Linked DNA regions of Homo sapiens: region 2 is linked to region 1. A link is an interaction called in ENCODE POLR2A ChIA-PET data of the cell type or tissue named here. Cell type or tissue: K562. All regions are shown on one strand. Links, peaks and the distances in the headings refer to the core of each region. The heading gives the core; the rest is flanking DNA. Region 1 overlaps TLK1 (tousled like kinase 1). Region 2 has its middle 24 kb from the start of DLX2-DT.

What was found. ChIA-PET counts read pairs that join two places held together with the same protein. Peaks named below come from ENCODE experiments on the same cell type or tissue, not always from the same donor. Only the 100,000 strongest peaks of a DNase experiment are listed, where the experiment ranks them.
Region 2: POLR2A ChIA-PET joins it to region 1 with 6 read pairs; 1 of 35 experiments calls an interaction of 5 or more read pairs at or near these places.

Annotation. Positions count from the first base shown.
Region 1 is chr2:171,153,230-171,156,153 of GRCh38, forward strand. The region is part of intron 1 of TLK1 (tousled like kinase 1); the gene reads right to left. Among named protein-coding and RNA genes, the nearest start is that of TLK1, 6.2 kb to the right of the region's middle. In K562, for the core only: no CTCF peak of the experiment used is centred there; a DNase peak (open chromatin) is centred at 1,360.
Region 2 is chr2:172,125,797-172,128,720 of GRCh38, forward strand. No RefSeq gene overlaps it. Among named protein-coding and RNA genes, the nearest start is that of DLX2-DT, 24 kb to the left of the region's middle. RefSeq lists a silencer at 1,001-1,177. In K562, for the core only: a CTCF peak has its summit at 1,648 (motif pointing left); a DNase peak (open chromatin) is centred at 1,625.

The sequences.
Region 1 (2,924 bases), core at 225-2,724:
TTTACTTCTCTGTGCTTCAGTTTTCTCATCTGAAGATGGGAATAACAACTGTATGTAACTCAGAGTTATGAGATATAAGAATTAACATGTGCGAACACAATAAACTTTAGCTATTACTGTTACTGTTATCCATATCACCCTCTAAAATATAGTTCACTTAAGAATTACTAAAATAAGCATCTTCCTGGGTCTGAAATATGTGCATACCATGATATATAGAGAGATGATGTATGTGAAACAGTCCTTTGACAAAACTTTTAGTTGAGTGCCAACTCTGTAGAGGATGTCCTCCTGTGCACTGAAAATACGAAAATGAACAAAATATAGTCTCTGAATTCAAGACCTTTCTGTCTAGTAGACAATATAAATAAAACTATAATAAAAGTAGCATGATGCAGATGCTATGGAAACAGACAATCCTGTGAGACACTAAACAACACAGGCACTTAACTAGGGGCAGACACAGGGGTCCCAGATAAAATAAACTCCAGCAATATTTTCTGAGGAACAATCACCTACTTACTTCACTTCCGGGTATCACACTGTTATTTACGCAATTTATATTATTAATATATTAATAAGTGTTTTACAAAAAACAAGACTACCTATCACACTACTTACCATGCTCATAAACTTAAATACCCTTTGGTATTAATGAAGATGTTTTCTTTTTTCTTTTTTGAGACAGGGTGTCACTGTGTTGCCCAGGCTGGAGTGCAGTGGCATGATCATAGCTCACTGCATCAACTGCAGTCTTGAACTGCTGGGATCAAGGTGGGATCCTCCCACCTCAGCCTCCCCAGTAGCTAGGACTACCGACATATGCCACCATACCCAGCTAACTTTTTTTTTTTTTTGAGACAGGATCAGGCTAGTCTCAAACTCCTGGACTCAAGCAATCCTCTTGCCTTGGTCTCCCAAAGCTGGGATTACAGGCCTGAGACATAGCACCTCGCCTGATGATATTCTCTTAAAAAAACAAAATATAACCTTGCAAAGGTTATACTGCCTCTTCAAGAAACATTTCTTTCACCAATAAATAAAAGCTACAAACTTTCCCCTAATAAATTATATTACGACTAATGTCACAGGAATGACAATATTTTTGAGCTGGAAGAGACCTTTGAGAGCCTCTAATCCAATGCTCTCATTTTACAGATGAAAAGAGGCTGTAAAGTATAATGGAAAAAAAAAACCAACCTGAGAGTCAGAAAACTGAATTTTGGGCCCAACTGTCTTACAGTGAAAGCCTGTGCAAATTATCTGCTTCCTCATCTGTAAAATGAGAGGTTTGTACTAGATTGCTTCCAAGATCCGGTTCAGCTCTGTAATTCTTAGTTTATGGAACTGAAGCAGAGATAAGCAACTTGCCCAAGGTCACACAGCTAGTTAATAGCAAAGTAAAGACTATCCTCAGATCCCAACTACAATCACTTTCTCCCCTATACCATACTGCTTCTACTACTTCATAACAATATTCCTGTAATTTATTTTAAGATTCTTGAAAATTATTAACAAGCATGAAGGAGTTTATGAAACTACATGACTGATTTCTACAGCTCTTCTATAGGAAATGAGCTTTAAATCCAAATGCAACAAGTACATGAGGTCTCAAGCTGGGTATTATTACTTACTACACTTATTAATATTAAATTGACCCCAAGAAAGTTATGAGAATTTATGCTTAAATTCCCACCACCTAAAAATCCAACTCACAGAAGAGATTATGTGCCATGCAAAATTAAAATATGAATTGTTATAAGTAATGATACATATTATAGGTATAATTCTAGGAATAAGATGAGAATTTAAATTCTTCATTTTATGTTCTAGTTATACTTAATATGCATTTTAAATTCAAAAGAGATCAATTTAAACACTTTTCTTTCTTCTTCCCTCTTTTCAGACTCTCTAGCTTTAAAAACATTAGAATAACTTAAGCATATTACTTCTGAAATCACGTAAACAATTACAAATAAAAGACTATATAAACTATGCTCATAATTTCTCTTACAAAATTGAAAATCAGCCCCCATAGTATTCTAAAATTCTGTGCTGAAATATATTACAACTCTACTAAACTGTATCATAAACAGCATTTGGTTCTCTAAAATGTCTTAAGCTTATTATATTTCACAGGGAATTTAGCAAGATTTCATGAAGACTGATCTTGCTGACACAAGAAAAGACAGAAAAATCCTCAGAGGAAAAGCACAATAAAAATGCAAAATAGTAATAAAGTCAACAACAACAGTAGTTTCATACTACTGACTTGCAAGAACATTCAAAAACGTTAATGAATATATATAAGTATAGTTTAACTATATTTAGGGATTTTTAAAAAATCACAGAATGTTTACATTTTTAAATTGGATGAAGCCTTAAGTCACTAATCCAATAGCACTCATCGTAAGAATCTACAGAATTTATCTCCACCTCCCCAAAAAATATGTCCCTGTAGTCCACTTTAAATTCTCAAAACTAACTACTTCTTTCCATTGTTGTTAGCTGTTGCGAGTTCCATTGTTGCTCCACTGTTCCACTGTTCCAAGTCTAGTTGTCATACAGTTCTTACATTCTGGTAAAAAATTAGACTGACCTCAATGTCTTCCTAATTTTCACCCGTTGGTCTGCCTTCTAAAGCAGGAGAATGGATCTATTCTCCCTCCTATTTATTAAAATTAACAGGTTTTTAAATCCTATTTACTGAAATCCAAGTTTCTTAAATACCTGGAGACAGCTATCACGTCTCCCAACCGTTAGTCTCTTCTTTAAATGTATCTTCCATAGACTTCCTGTAGGTCCTAGAGACATTTTTGGAATACAATATGCTTTCACATTGTCAGTAACTTAAAAAACAAAAAACAAAAAACTGCCACTTGTTGAATTTTGATGTAATACCAAAGAAGAATACTCACTCTTTC
Region 2 (2,924 bases), core at 281-2,780, 970 kb after region 1:
ATTCCAGCCTGGGCAATAAGAGTGAAACTCCATCTCAAAAAAAAAAAAAAGAAAAGAAAAGAAAATTTCTATGTCTTTGCTATTTTTTTGGATTGTTCTATCAATTACTGAGAAAAAGATATTAAAATCTTCAATGATGTTTATAGATTTGTTAGTTTTTTCATTTAATTCTATCGGTTTTTCTTTATGTATCTTGGAGTTCTGTTTTTAAGTACATACACGTCTTCCTGATGAATTAAATCTTTAATCACTGTGTAATGTCCCACTGTATCTCTGGCATACTCTGTCTTGAAGACTATATGATCATAAGATAGCCAGTCCAGCTTTTTCATGCTTATTGTTTGCAGGGTATATCTTTTTACATCTTTTTCTTTTGATCTATCTGTCTTTATATTGAAAGGTCAAATTAGTGAGGGTCTAATCAACAGACAAAAATGATACAGCAATTTGAAGTGGGAATGCTTAATATAAAGAATTATTAAATAAAACGCGATTGAAATAATGAGAGATTGGCTAGTAGTAAAGAAAACTCTAAAGAATATAGAAATAGCAGATATAAGGAGCAGCCACTGTCCTTAAGGCTGAGATAGGTTGCCCAGAGAAGAATGCCCTTCCTCTCTACTACTACCTCGCATGCCCTTCTTGCCAAGCTGAGAGCTAGACCTTGTTGAAGAGGGTGGCTCATTGAATGGCAGAGAAGCCAATGTGATGCCACATTAACAGAACTTAATGTGGCCAGGCATGGTAGCTCATGCCTGTAATCCCAACACTTTGGGAAGCCAAGGTGGGTGGATCACCTGAGCAGGAGTTCGAGACCAGCCTGGCCAACATGGTGAAAACCCATCTCTACTAAACATAGAAAAGTCAGCTGGGCATGATGGTGGGCACCTGTAATCCAGCTACTTGGGAGGTTAAGGCAGCAGAATCGTTTGAACCTGGGAGGCAGATGTTGCAGTGAGCCAAGATCACGCCACTGCACTCCATCCCGGGCGACAGAGCGAGACTCTGTTTCTAAAGAATAAATAAATAAATAAATGAACAATAAGAAAAACCCCAGAACTTGCTGGAAATCCACCCTCCAAAACTTGCCAGATACTTACTTTCTTTTCCTTTTTTTTTTTTTTTTTTCAGACGGACTCTCGCTCTGTCGCCCAGGCTGGAGTGCCGTGGCTCGATCTCGGCTCACTCCAAGCTCTGCCTCCCAGGTTCACGCCATTCTCCTGTCTCAGCTTCCTGAGTAGCTGGGACTACAGGCGCCCGCCACCACGGCCGGCTAATTTTTTGTATTTTTAGTAGAGACGGGGTTTCACCATGTTAGCCAGGATGGTCTAATCCGCCCGCCTCGGCCTCCCAAAGTGCTGGGGATTACAGGTGTGAGCCACCGCGCCCGGCCCATCCAGACACTTATTTTCTAGGGTACCAATGAAAGTCGTTAATGCGGAGTGAGTTTTGCTAGAGGTTTTTTCTGCTATGAAACTGCCTGAGAGGGTATGCAGAAGTTGCTGCCTTCTGTTTACTTCTGACTACTGTGAACTTCAGGAGCTGGGCACTATAGAAGCTGAAAGTGCCTCAGGTTATCTGCTGAGAGAGCACTACAAAACCAGGAAAGAAAATCCTTTCTTCCTGCAGTGTTTCTCTAGTGCCCTCTACTGACAAAACTTGGTATTTTGCTAGATGGCAAAGGGAAAATATCTAAAGAACCTAGCTCCATTTTTACAGGACCTGCAATGAAAGGTGAATTTGGGGCTGAGAGGCAATAAATTGGTAACTGGCACAAGTATGTCTCTTGTAGAAAGCATATAGTTGGGTCTTGTTTTTTTCATTTAGTTTGATAACCTCTGCCAAATTTTGTCCATTTAGATTTAATATAAATATCAATAGATTTGGACTTATGTCTATTTGTTTTCTGTTTGTTTCATTGGTTTGTTTTTGTTCCTCTGTTTTTCCTTTGCTGTTTTCTCTAGAGTCAGTTGGGTATTTTCTTAAAATTACATTTTTAAAATTTATTTACTTATTTTTGGAGACATTGTCTCACTCTATCACTCAGGCTGGAGTACCTTGGTGTGATAATAGCTCACTGCATCTTCAAACTCCTGGGCTCAAGGAATCCTCTTGTCTCAGCCTTCTGAGTAGCTAGGACTATAGGTGCATGCCACCATGCCTGGCTGGTTTTTTTTTTTTTTTTTTTTTTTTTTTTTTTTTTTGTAGAGATGGAGGTCTTGCTATGTTGCCCTAGCTGGTATGAACTCCTGGACCCAAGAAATCCTCTCACCTTGGCTTTTCAGTGTGTTAGAATTGCAGCTGTGAGCCACTGTGCCTGGTCCCATTTTATTTTTCGATATTGGCTTTTCTGTTATTCTTTGCACCTTTTTTTTTTTGGAGACGGACTCTCGCTCTGTCGCCCAGGCTGGAGTGCAGTGGCGCAATCTCGGCTTACTGCAAGCTCTGCCTCCTGGATTCACGCCATTCTTCTGCCTCAGCCTCCCGAGTAGCTGGGACTACAGGCACCCGCCACCACTCCTGGCTAATTTTTTTGTATTTTTAGTAGAGACGGGGTTTCACTGTGTTAGCCAGGATGGTCTCGATCTCCTGACCTTGTGATCCACCTGCCTCGGCCTCCCAAAGTGCTGGGATTACAGGCTTGAGCCACTGTGCCCGGCCCTATTCTTTGCATTTTTATTTTGAATAGTTGCTCTAGGGATTATAATATATGTCCTTAACTTTTTATAGTCTACCTGGAATTATGATACCAGTTCATATTACATATAAAAATTTTGCAACCATACAGTTTTATTTACCCCCAATCCTTTATGCCAGGGGTTGGCAAACTCTTACTGGTGAGTCAAATCTTGGCTGTATCTGCTTTTATTTTATTGCAACATAACTACACACATTCACTTATGTATTGTTTATGGCTACTTTCA